2 separate regions of the Homo sapiens genome follow, and region 1 is linked to region 2. Evidence: read pairs that join two places in POLR2A ChIA-PET (ENCODE). Cell type or tissue: OCI-LY7. All regions are shown on one strand. Each heading gives the region's core, and the rest is flanking DNA. Links, peaks and the distances in the headings are about the cores only.

Region 1 (5,318 bases), core at 1-5,000, 82 kb before region 2:
GGAAGTCACTAGATCCAGGGGTGCAGGAAGTGGCCCCAGTGGCAGGCAGTGCTCCCTCGGGGTTGCATTCCCCAAACTGCCAAACAGAAGCACGAACCTCCTCCATGTACTCGGGCTCTGAGGCAGATGCATCCCAGCGGTTGTTCAGGATGAAGATGTTTGGCCGGGAGAGACGCTCACTCACCTTGTGGAAGAAGTGCTTTTCCTAGATAAAGGGTAAGACCTCGGTGGAGCAGGAGCTTGACAGCCAAGGCCCCATCAGCTGCCTGCCCAGGGGGTGCTGGGAGCTTGGGAGAAGGCAGAGGAGGAGTTACCGTCTGCATCAGGGTGGACTCTGAGTTGGCCACCAGCACAAACACATCAGCATCCAGACAAAACTTGTCAATCCAGCTGTCCAGCTCTGTGGTGACATCAATACCAGGGCTAAAGGTGACAGGGGTAAACCAAATCATCAGGCAGAGCAGGAGCCCTATTCTTCCTGCTGAGAACAGACCTGGGACTTGTGAGGCAGGCAGGTCATGGAGGAGAAAGCCAGGGACGGGAGAGAAATCAGGCCTGGCCCTCATTAACGGATTTTACTTCCCATTTCCTATCCTTCCAGATTGCCTGGAAATGAGTGTTTTGTTTTGTTTTGTTTTGTTTTTGGATATAGAGTCTTGCTCTGTCGCCCGGGCTGGAGTGCAATGGCACGATCTCGGCTCACTGCAACCTCCGCCTCCCAGGTTCAAGCGATCCTCCTGCCTCAGCCTCCCAAGTAGCTGGCACTACAGGCACGCACCACCATGCCCAGCTAATTTTTTTGTATTTTTAGTAGAGACAGGGTTTCACCATGTTGGTCAGGCTGGTCTCGATCTCTTGACCTCCTGATCTGCCCGCCTCAGCTTCCCAAAGTGCTAGGATTACAGGCATGAGCCACCGTGCCTGGCAGAAATGAGTGTTTTTAAACACATATATCTATTGCTTTTATAAAAACAGAATTACTTGTAATTCTACTTTAAAGATGATATACCAGGCGGGGCACAGTGGCTCATGCCCGTAATCCCAGCACTTTGGGAGGCTAAGGTGGGCGGATCATGAGGTCAGCAGTTCAAGACCAGCCTGGCCAACATGGTGAAACCCCGTCTCTACTAAAAATACAAAATTTAGCCAGGCATGGTGGCGGGCACCTGTAATCCCAGCTACTCCAGAGGCTGAGGCAGGAGAATCACTTGAACCCGGGAGGCGGAGGTTGCAGTGAGCCGAGACTGCACCACTGCACTCCAGCCTGGGTGACAGAGCAAGACTCTGTCTCAAAAAAAAAAAAAAAAAAAAAAGATGATATACAATTAAGGTGAAGTTGTGACTTGATGTGAGTCCAGATAAACACTACAATACTGTACATGTTGGTATAGTTATAACCAGTCCACCAAGCCAAGGCAAAGTGTTTCTTCAAGGGAAATAAAATACACCTCTGACTCCGCCACAACTCCCCACCCCCAGTACACATGCTGGCACTGGGCTGAGATTGAGAACCTCCCCCACCAACTTTTGAGCATCCCTCCTATCTTTTACAGACCATCCCTGGGACATCTGCAGGGTACTGATAAATAGGTATAGTAACCAGACTCCAGAGGAAAGCCAAGAGGCCAGAGGATTTGGTTGAGCCCATCTGAAAGGTAGTAATACTTAAGCAGAGCAAGGATGGGGCCCAGGGACCCTGGCCTAGATTATCCAGAAATGGAAACCTGGTGCCTTCCAGTTTGGACCTCCTAGGAGGGCACCTCCCTCTTACCTGTCCATCAAAACGAGGTCATCCTTCAGAAGTGGGCACTTAGAGTTGGGCCACATCACACTCACTAGGCTGCCGGCATGGAGCTGCTTGTCCTGGTGGAGGGCATGGGCCAGCTGGTTCACAGTCTGATGGCAGAGGAAGGAAAGAAAGAGGCTGAGGAGGAACCACCAGGCCAGGAGATTTCCTGTGCCGCTGCATCACAGCACAGTGGCTGGGAATGCTGCCCATCTGCTACCCTTTCTTCTTCCACATATAAAAAGTTAACAGCTGGGAGTTGTCAATAAGAACCCACTTTCTTCACTGCTCTTTTGAGCTTCTTTCCCGGATATCACCCTAAAGTCATCTGTTCTGCACTGATTGATTCTTTTTTTTTTTTTTTTTTTGAGACGGAGTCTCGCTCTGTCACCCAGGTTTGGAGTACAGTGGCGTGATCTCAGCTCACCACAACCTCCACCTCCTGGGTTCAAGCAGTCCTCCTGCCTCAGCCTCGCGACTAGCTGGGATTACAGGTGCCTACCACCACGCCCAGCTAATTTTTGTATTTTTAGTAGAGATGGGGTTTCACCATGTTGGCCAGGCTGGTCTTGAACTCCTGACCTCAAATGATCCATCCACCTCGGCCTCCCAAAGTGCTGGGATTACAGGCGTGAGCCACCGTGCCCGACCAATTGATTCTTTATGAAGCAAATTGAGCATCTGGCCCCAAACAAGAATGCAGCTGCCTCTCAGAAAACTCAGAGTGTCGGTCCCTGACTGATAGGTCAGAGACACACAGCAAATGCAGGAATTCCTCTCTGGCAATATCCCAAGGAAGAACACAGCACATACTGTCTTCCTTAATTAGTGAAGAGAGGTCAGTGGCCACTCAGAGCTGTATGAGGAACAGCAGGGTCCTCATTCTTGGTGATCCACGTTTCTGAAAACCACCTCCGCCAGCCCCCAAAAGCTCTTACATCCTTCAAAAAGTTCATCTAAAATAGGGTCTCCCATTCACCTCCACAGGGTGGTGCTGCCCCCTCCCTAGAGGTGAGGTCAGCCGTGTCACAACGGAGGACTTGCTCCCCCAGCAGGCACAGGGCTGACAGCCAGCCTGGCACCCTCACCTTGGCACTCCTCTTTTCCTCTGAGCCCTCGGTAAGGAGAAAGGCCTCATGGCCATCTGTGCCCTCTACCCGCAGGAAGCAATTGGTGGTGTGGCCAATCCCAGAGGGCAGAACTTTGTCCCAGAGCATGGCATTGATCACGGTGCTCTTCCCATTGCTCGTCCTAGAAGGAAGTAACAGCTGTCAGCAAAGCCACCAGTATCTGACCTGAATTACTTTCACAACGCAGATACCAGCCTGGAAGGCCAAAGCCCTATTCAGTGCAATGTTGCCAGTGCCCAGACAGTGCTGAGAGACAAAGAGTAGGCACTGTTTATTAAAATGAATAAACACCCCCAGGCCCAAACCTCTGACATGCCCCTGGTTCATCATTTCAGATCAATCTACAAGAGGCTCACTGCGTGCTGTCTGCCCCTTGAATCACACAGCCACCCTCAGCAACACTTATAGAGACTGTCTGTCTGTCTCCAAAGTTTAATTCAGGCCTACCTGAAACACCGACTAACCCCCAGAGTGTCTTCCTCAGTCTAAATGACCCCAGTGTTTCCTACACAGGGCATGTTTCGCTGCTTTTCTCCCATCACGCTCCTCCTTACACATGAAGCTCCACCTTGTGAGTCCCAGCTGACAACTGCCAGGCTAAAGGGAAGGTTACTTTCTCATTCTTTTTTTTTTTATTGTTATTTGAGACAGAGTCTCACTCTGTCGCCCAGGCTGGAGTGCAGTGGCACGATCTCAGCTCATCGCAACCTCTGCCTCCTGAGTTCAAGCAATTCTCCTGCCTCAGCCTCCCAAGTAGCTGGGACTACAGGCATGTGCCACCATGCCCGGCTAATTTTTGTATTTTGAGTAGAGACAGGGTTTCACCATGTTGGCCAGACTGGTCGCGAACTCCTGACCTCAGGTGATTTGCCTGCTTCAACCTCCCAAAGTGCTGGGATTACAGGCATGAGCCACCATGCCCAGCCTACTTTCTCATTCTTACCTATCACACCCCTTTCATGTATTCTGGTGGGGTTTTTTGTTGTTGTTGTTGTTGTTTGTTTTTTTTGATATGGGATTTTGCTTTCTCGCCCAAGCTGGAGTGCAGTAGCGTGTGGCATGAATATAGCTCACTGCAGCCTCGACCATCAGGGCTCAATGATCCTCCCACCTCAGCCTCCCAAGTAGCTTAGACTATAGGTACCACCTATATATAGACTATAGCTGCGACCACGCCCAGCTAATTTTTAAATTTTTGGTAGAGATGGGGTCTTGCCATGTTGCTCAGGCTGGTCTCAAACTCCTGGGCTCAAGCAATTCTCCTGCCTCAGCCTCCCAGTGCTGAGATTACAGGTGTGAACCACTGCACCCCACCATTTCTGCTTCTTGAGAATAGCTCTGCTCAGCAGACTCATCTGCTCTGAGTCTCAGAGCTTTCAACCTGTGCTAAACACAGTGTTTCTCATTCTGAGTTGAAGTTTCTCAGCCATATCACTAGAGCAGAACTACAATGACCTTACCTGCACCCAGTGAGACAGGAAGCCCACTAGCTCACCTAAGTAGGGGGTCATACCTCCCAGGTGAGGATGAAGAAATGATAGTTCAGAGGAGTAGAGGACCACACCTGAGGTTACAGTTCATCAGGGTCAAGACTCTAGGCACAGTGCCTATTCCCCAGGCTACCACTGTGTGCCTAGCATACAATCTGTCTAGATGCCTTTTTTCTTGTATTAGATTTTTTTTTTTTGAGACGGAGTCTCACTCCGTCACCTAGGCTGGAGTGCAGTGGCGCGATCTTGACTCACTGCAACCTCCACCTCCTGGGTTCATGCCATTCTCCTGCCTCAGCCTCCCAAGTAGCTGGGACTACAGGCGCCCGCCACCACACCCAGCTAATTTTTTTTGTATTTTTAGTAGAGATGGGGTTTCACCGTGTTAGCCAGGATGGTCTCAATCTCCTGACCTTGTGATCTGCCTGCCTTGGCCTCCCAAAGTGCTGGGATTACAGGCGTGAGCCACCGTGCCTGGTCATTATACAAGTTATAAATGTTTGGCCTAGTACTTTAGGTACATTGTGGCTTCACAAGGGCCAGTGTTAAAACTGCTTCCATGTCAAAGCAAAGAAAACTGCCTACATATTGGTTTGTCCTGGTGGGGAATAAAAAGGATCATTGGTTCCAGTCACAGGTATAGTAAATGTGGGTACTTTAAGGTTTGGAGCACTTACAAGGCTGTGGTAGAAACAGATACCCCATGGTTATCACATGTTAAACCATGTGTGTCTGTGGAATACTCAATCTCAATGTGCACACCTTTGACTACAGCTGTGGAAGTGTTCCTTTAAACAAAGTTGTGACCCATTTCAATCTGGATAAGGGCAGAAATGGTTCACACTCCATTATTTGTAAAGTTATCTGCTGTTAGCTTTCATTATTTTTGCTACACTCATTTTATTTGTATTT
Region 2 (5,350 bases), core at 1-5,000:
TCCCAGGTTCAAGCGATTCTCCTGCTTCACTCAGCCTCCTGAGCAGCTGGGATTACAGGCGTGTGCCACCACACCTGGCTAATTTTTGTATTTTTGGAAGAGACGGGGTTTTACCATGTTGGCCAGGCTGGTCTTGAACTCCTGACCTCAGGTGATCCACCCACCTCTGCCTCCCAAAGTGCTGGGATTACAGACTTGAGCCATCGCACCCGGCCTCTCTCAGCCACCTTGACTCCTGCCATTGTGGCGACAGCCAGCTCTGCATGGGTCTGAGTGTCCTGGCAGCACCCAACATCAGCCTCTGTCATCTTTAGGAAGCTGCGAGGCACTCAGGCATATGTAGCCTTGAAGCATGTGAATGACAACACCGTTTGGGGCCACCCTTCACCCGTGGGACATGGAGCCAGTAGACACAAGCTCTCCTCTTCTGTCACTGGCGTGGACAATTCGGAGGCACATTTTATTCGGCTCCTCAGAAGGTGCTACGGTTTGGATATGGTTTGTTGACATTTGGCCCTCAGTGTGGCAGTGTTGGGAGGTGGGGCTTTGTGGGAGGTGTTTGGGTCACGAGAGTGGATCCCTCATGGATGGCTTGGTGCCTTCTCTCAGGAGTGAGTGAGTTCTTCCTCTTGTGGGAATGGATTAGTTCCCGAGAGAGCAGGTTGTTATAAAACCAGGAAGCCCCTTGGGTTTTGCTTCTTTACACGTGTCTGCTTCCCCTTCAACCTTCTCCACCATGCTACGAGGCCAGGCAGATGCTGGCACCATGCCCTCGAACTTCTCAGCATGCAGAGCCGTAAGGTAAATAAACCTCTTTTCTTGACTGGGCATGGTGGTTCACGCCTGTAATCCCAGCACTTTGGGAGGCCAAGGCGGGTGGATCACGAGGTCAGGAGATCGAGACCACCCTGGCCAACATGGTGAAACCCTGTCTCTACTAAAAATACAAAAATTGGCCGGGCGTGGTAGCTCATGCCTGTAATCCCAGTACTTTGGGAGGCCAAGGCGGGCGGATCATGAGGTCAGGAGATCGAGACCATCCTGGCTAACACAGTGAAACCACATCTCTACTAAAAATACAAAAAAATTAGCCGGGCATGGTGGTGGGCACCTGTAGTCCCAGCTACTCGGGAGGCTGAGGCAGGAGAATGGCGTGAACCCGGGAGGCGGAGCTTGCAGTGAGCCAAGATTGCGCCACTGCACTCCAGCCTGGGCAACAGAGCAAGACTCCGTCTCAAAACAAAACAAAACAAAGCAAAAAAAACACACAAACATTAGCTGAGTATGGTGGCACATGCCCGTATCCCAGCTACACAGGAGACTGAGGCAGAAGAATCGCTTGAACCAAGGAGTCAAAGGTTGCAGTGAGCCAAGATCATGCCACTGCACTCCAGCCTGGCGACAGAGCGACACTCCGCCTCAAAAAAAAAAAAAAAAAAAAAACCTCTTTTCTTTATAAATTACCCAGCCCCAGGTATTCTGTTATAGCAACATGACATGGACTGAAACAGAAGGTCCCCACAAGATCAAGCCCCGGGTAGGAGACCCAGGCTAAGGCACTAACCAAGAGGCCTGTGGCTCCTCTGGACGATTTTTCCAGGAGGAAGTGGGATTCTCCGTGGCCACTGACATGGGCTGAATTGTGTCCCCTCCTCAAATTTCTACGTTGAAATTTTTTTTTTTTTTTTTTTTTTGAGAACTGTGGAGTGCACCCAGGCTGGAGTGCAGTGACGTGAACATGGCTCACCACAGCCTCAACCTCCTGGGCCCAGGCAATCCTCCTATCTCGGCTCCCCAAGTAGCTGGGACTGCAGGTGTGCACTACCACACCTGGCCAGTTTTTGTATTTTTTGTAGAGATGGGGCTTTGCCATGTTGCCCAGGCTGGTTTCAAGCTCCTGAGCTCAAGTATTCCACCTGCCTCAGCCTCCCAGAGTGCTGGGATGACACGTGTGAGCCATCATACCAGGCCCCTGTGTTGATGTCCTAACTTCCAATGTGATAGGATTAGGAGGTGGGGCTTTTAGGGGGGTTCTTAGGTCATGAGGGTAGAGTCCTCATGAATGGGATTAGGGCCCTTCTAAGGGGGCCCCACAGAGCTGCCTCACCCTCTTTCCGCCATATGAGAATGCAATGAGAAGACAGCAGTCTGCAACCGGAAAGAGGGGCCCCACTAGAACCCAACCATGCTGGCACTGTGATTTCGAACTTCAGTCTCTGGAACTGGGAGAAATCAATTTCTGCTGTTTTGAAGCTGCCCGGTCTACGGTATATTGTTAGAGCAGCCGGAACACACCAATACGGGCATATCCTTCCAGCGGAGAAATGGAACTCTTCTCTGGTGATAACAAACCAAGAATACAGAGAGTCATAGGACCGTGGATGCTTCTTTTTTTTTTTTTTAGACAAGGTCTCGCTCTGTCGCCCAGGCTGGAGTGCAGTGGTGCAATCACAGCTCACTGCGGCCTCAGCCTTATGGGCTCAAGCAACCCTCCCACCTCAGCCTCCTGAGTAGCTGGGACTACTCAGCCTGGCTAATTTTTTTTGTATATCTTGTAGAGACGGGGTTTCACCATGTTGCCCAGGCTGGTCTCAAACTCCTGAGCTCAATCGATCCGCCCACCTCAGCCTCCTAAACTGCTGGGATTATAGGCGTGAGCCACCGTGCCTGGCCAAATAAATCTTAGGGTATTTCTGGTGCAGGAGTAACCAGATTCTGACTGAGCACAGTGGCTCACACCTGTAATCCCAGCACTTTGGGAGGCTGAGACAGGAGGATCTCTTGAGCCCAAGACTTCGAGACCAGCCTGAGTGATATAGTGAGACCTTGTCTCTACAGAAAATTTTAAAAGTTAGCTGAGCATGGTGGTGGCGTGCACCTGTGATTCCAGTTACTTGGGAGGCTAAGGTGGGAGGATCGCTTGAGCCCAGGAGGTGGAGGTTGCAGTGAGCCAAGATCATACCACTGTACTCCAGCCTATGTGACAGAGTAAGATCCTATATCAAAACAAAACAAAAACAAACAAAAAAACCCACAAAACCAAAAACTGGTTAAACAAAAGGAAGAGTATTGGTTCACATAACAGTGTAGCTTAGTAGGAGCTTCAGGAACGGTTTGATCCAGGACTCAAGTGATTTAGGGATGCATTAGTATCTCTTAGCTCTGTTTCCTGTAGATTGGCTTCCATCCTCAGACTGGCTACCCTTATGGTAACAAAAATGGCCACAGTTATCACAAGCTTGATGCCCTCCTAGCATTAAACCCACTGGAATCCAAGTCCTGGTGTTCCTACCCAAAAAGCTGAGGCTCACCTCTGCACAGCCCAGCCCTAAGTCAATCACTGTGGCCAGGGTGAAAGGGATATGCTAATTAGGATAGGCTGGCCAGGCCGTCTCAGAGCTGGGGTAGGGTCAACCTCCAACCACTGAACAGACACTAATCAGAGAGGAGCAGCTTCCCAGAGGAAATTGTGGGTACTCTTGTCACGGATGAGGGCGAATAGATGTTGGCAGCGCAGTACAGACCTCCAGTATTCCTGCAAGGTGAGTGTCAGTCCTGTTTTACAGATGAGGAAAGTGAGGCTCCCAGATGATAAGTCATTAAGCCAAAGTCACATAATTTGTGGAGTCAGGGATGCGTTCCCAAGCCTGTCCAGCTCCAAAACTAGATGCTCCCACTACTAGCTCAAGTGATGGCAGACACATTTTGGAAACAACCACCCGCCCTACGTTTCCAGAAGCAGCATCAATTTCTGCCAGGCAGGGACGTTTTTCCTTTTCATCCCGGAATCTCTCTGGGCAGGGAAGGCTTGAGGAGCCTCTGAAGAGCAGGCAGGACATTGGTGGACGGCACTTACTTCCAGGCTCATGAACCTGGTGGGAGGAGCTTAGCCCTGGCGTGAGAGCGAATTCTCTCTAGGAATCTTTTTTGACTGGAACTCAAAGGGGAACAACACAGACACACCTCAGCGAATGCAGCCTGCAGGAGAGACAGACGAGTGTGGACGGAGGATTACCCAGGTGCCGAGGCAAGAGACTGAAGGCACAAACTGTTTCAGTATAATAAACAAAATAGTTAGAATGAGAATAGTTATAATACAAATTAGATATAGAGATGATCATGGACATTATAAATCATTAGTATAAACATTATTAATCATTAACTTTTAATATTACTCTTTGTTGTATAACCAAGGAATAACCGGCGGGTATAGGGACAGGGGCTGAAGGGACATTGTGAGAAGTGACCAAGAAGGCAAGAGGTGAGCCCTCTGTCACACCTGCATCAGGGCCGCTTGAGGGCTCCTTGGTCAAGTGGTAATGCCAGTGCCTGGGAAGGCACCCGTTACTTAGCAAACCGTGAAAGGGAGTCTCCGTTTCCTTGGAGGAGTCAGGGAACACTCTGCTCCACCAGCTTCTTGTGGGAGGCTGGATATTATCCAGGCCTGCCCGCAGTCATCCGGAGGCCTAAACCCCTCCCTGTGGTGCTGTGCTTCCATGGTCACGCTCCTTGTCCACTTTCATGCTCTTCCCGTACTCCTGGTTCCTCTTTGAAGTTCTTAGAAGATAGCGGTAGAAGAAATAGTGAAAATCTTAAAGTCTTTGATCGAATTTCTGATAAGTGCACAGAAGAAAACGCTGACGTATGCTGCCTTCCCTCTCTGCTTCAGCTACCTAAAAGGAAAGGGACCCCTGTCCTATGATCACGTGACTTGCTTGACCTTATCAATCACTTGGACGACCCACCTTCCTTACCCTGCCTGCCCCCCTTGTCTTGTATACAATAAATATCAGCGCGCCCAGCCATTCGGGGCCACTACCGGTCTTCGTGTTTTGGTGGTAGTGGTCCCCCAGGCCCAGCTGTTTTCTATTTATCTCTTTGTCTTGTGTCTTTATTTCTTACTATGTCTGTCTCCGCACATGGGGAGAACACCCGCCAAACCCCGTAGGGCTGGACCCTATAGACGAGAAAGTGGATGATGATACTGCAGTCAGGGCTGCGGGACTATGGGGCAGGGACATCTAACCTCCCCTTGAAAGTCAGGGAGGTCTTCCTGGAGGAAGGTGAAACCTCCAATCTGGAAACCGAAAGATGATGGGAGTCAGCCAAGCTAAGCAGTGGAGAGCCTGAGTGAACGAATGAATGCACAGAGGTGGGTGGGTGTAGGGAAGCCAGGGAGCCTTTATTTTGAAACAGGGTCTCCCAGGCTGCAGTGCAGTGGTACAATCATGGCTCACTGCAGCCTCGAGCTCTTGGGCTCAAGTGATCCTCCCACCTCAGCCTCCTGAGTAGCTGGGACCACAAGTGCATGCTACCACACCCGGCTAATTTTTTAAAAATGTTCTGTAGA

What was found. Peaks named below come from ENCODE experiments on the same cell type or tissue, not always from the same donor. Only the 100,000 strongest peaks of a DNase experiment are listed, where the experiment ranks them.
Region 1: POLR2A ChIA-PET joins it to region 2 with 6 read pairs; 33 of 35 experiments call an interaction of 5 or more read pairs at or near these places.

What each region holds. Positions count from the first base shown.
Region 1 is chr1:11,993,875-11,999,192 of GRCh38, reverse strand. It overlaps MFN2 (mitofusin 2), which reads right to left. Exons shown (of 19, transcript NM_014874.4): 5 at 2,875-3,037; 6 at 1,772-1,896; 7 at 315-423; 8 at 98-205. Among named protein-coding and RNA genes, the nearest start is that of MFN2, 16 kb to the right of the region's middle. In OCI-LY7, for the core only: no CTCF peak of the experiment used is centred there; no DNase peak of the experiment used is centred there.
Region 2 is chr1:11,912,025-11,917,374 of GRCh38, reverse strand. LOC124903843 (a long non-coding RNA gene) reads right to left here. Exons shown (of 2, transcript XR_007065464.1): 2 at 4,149-4,557. Among named protein-coding and RNA genes, the nearest start is that of RNU5E-1, 6.5 kb to the right of the region's middle. RefSeq lists a silencer at 257-412 and an enhancer at 2,286-2,345. In OCI-LY7, for the core only: no CTCF peak of the experiment used is centred there; DNase peaks (open chromatin) are centred at 2,164 and 2,454; H3K4me3 peaks cover 748 bases; H3K27ac peaks cover 2,068 bases.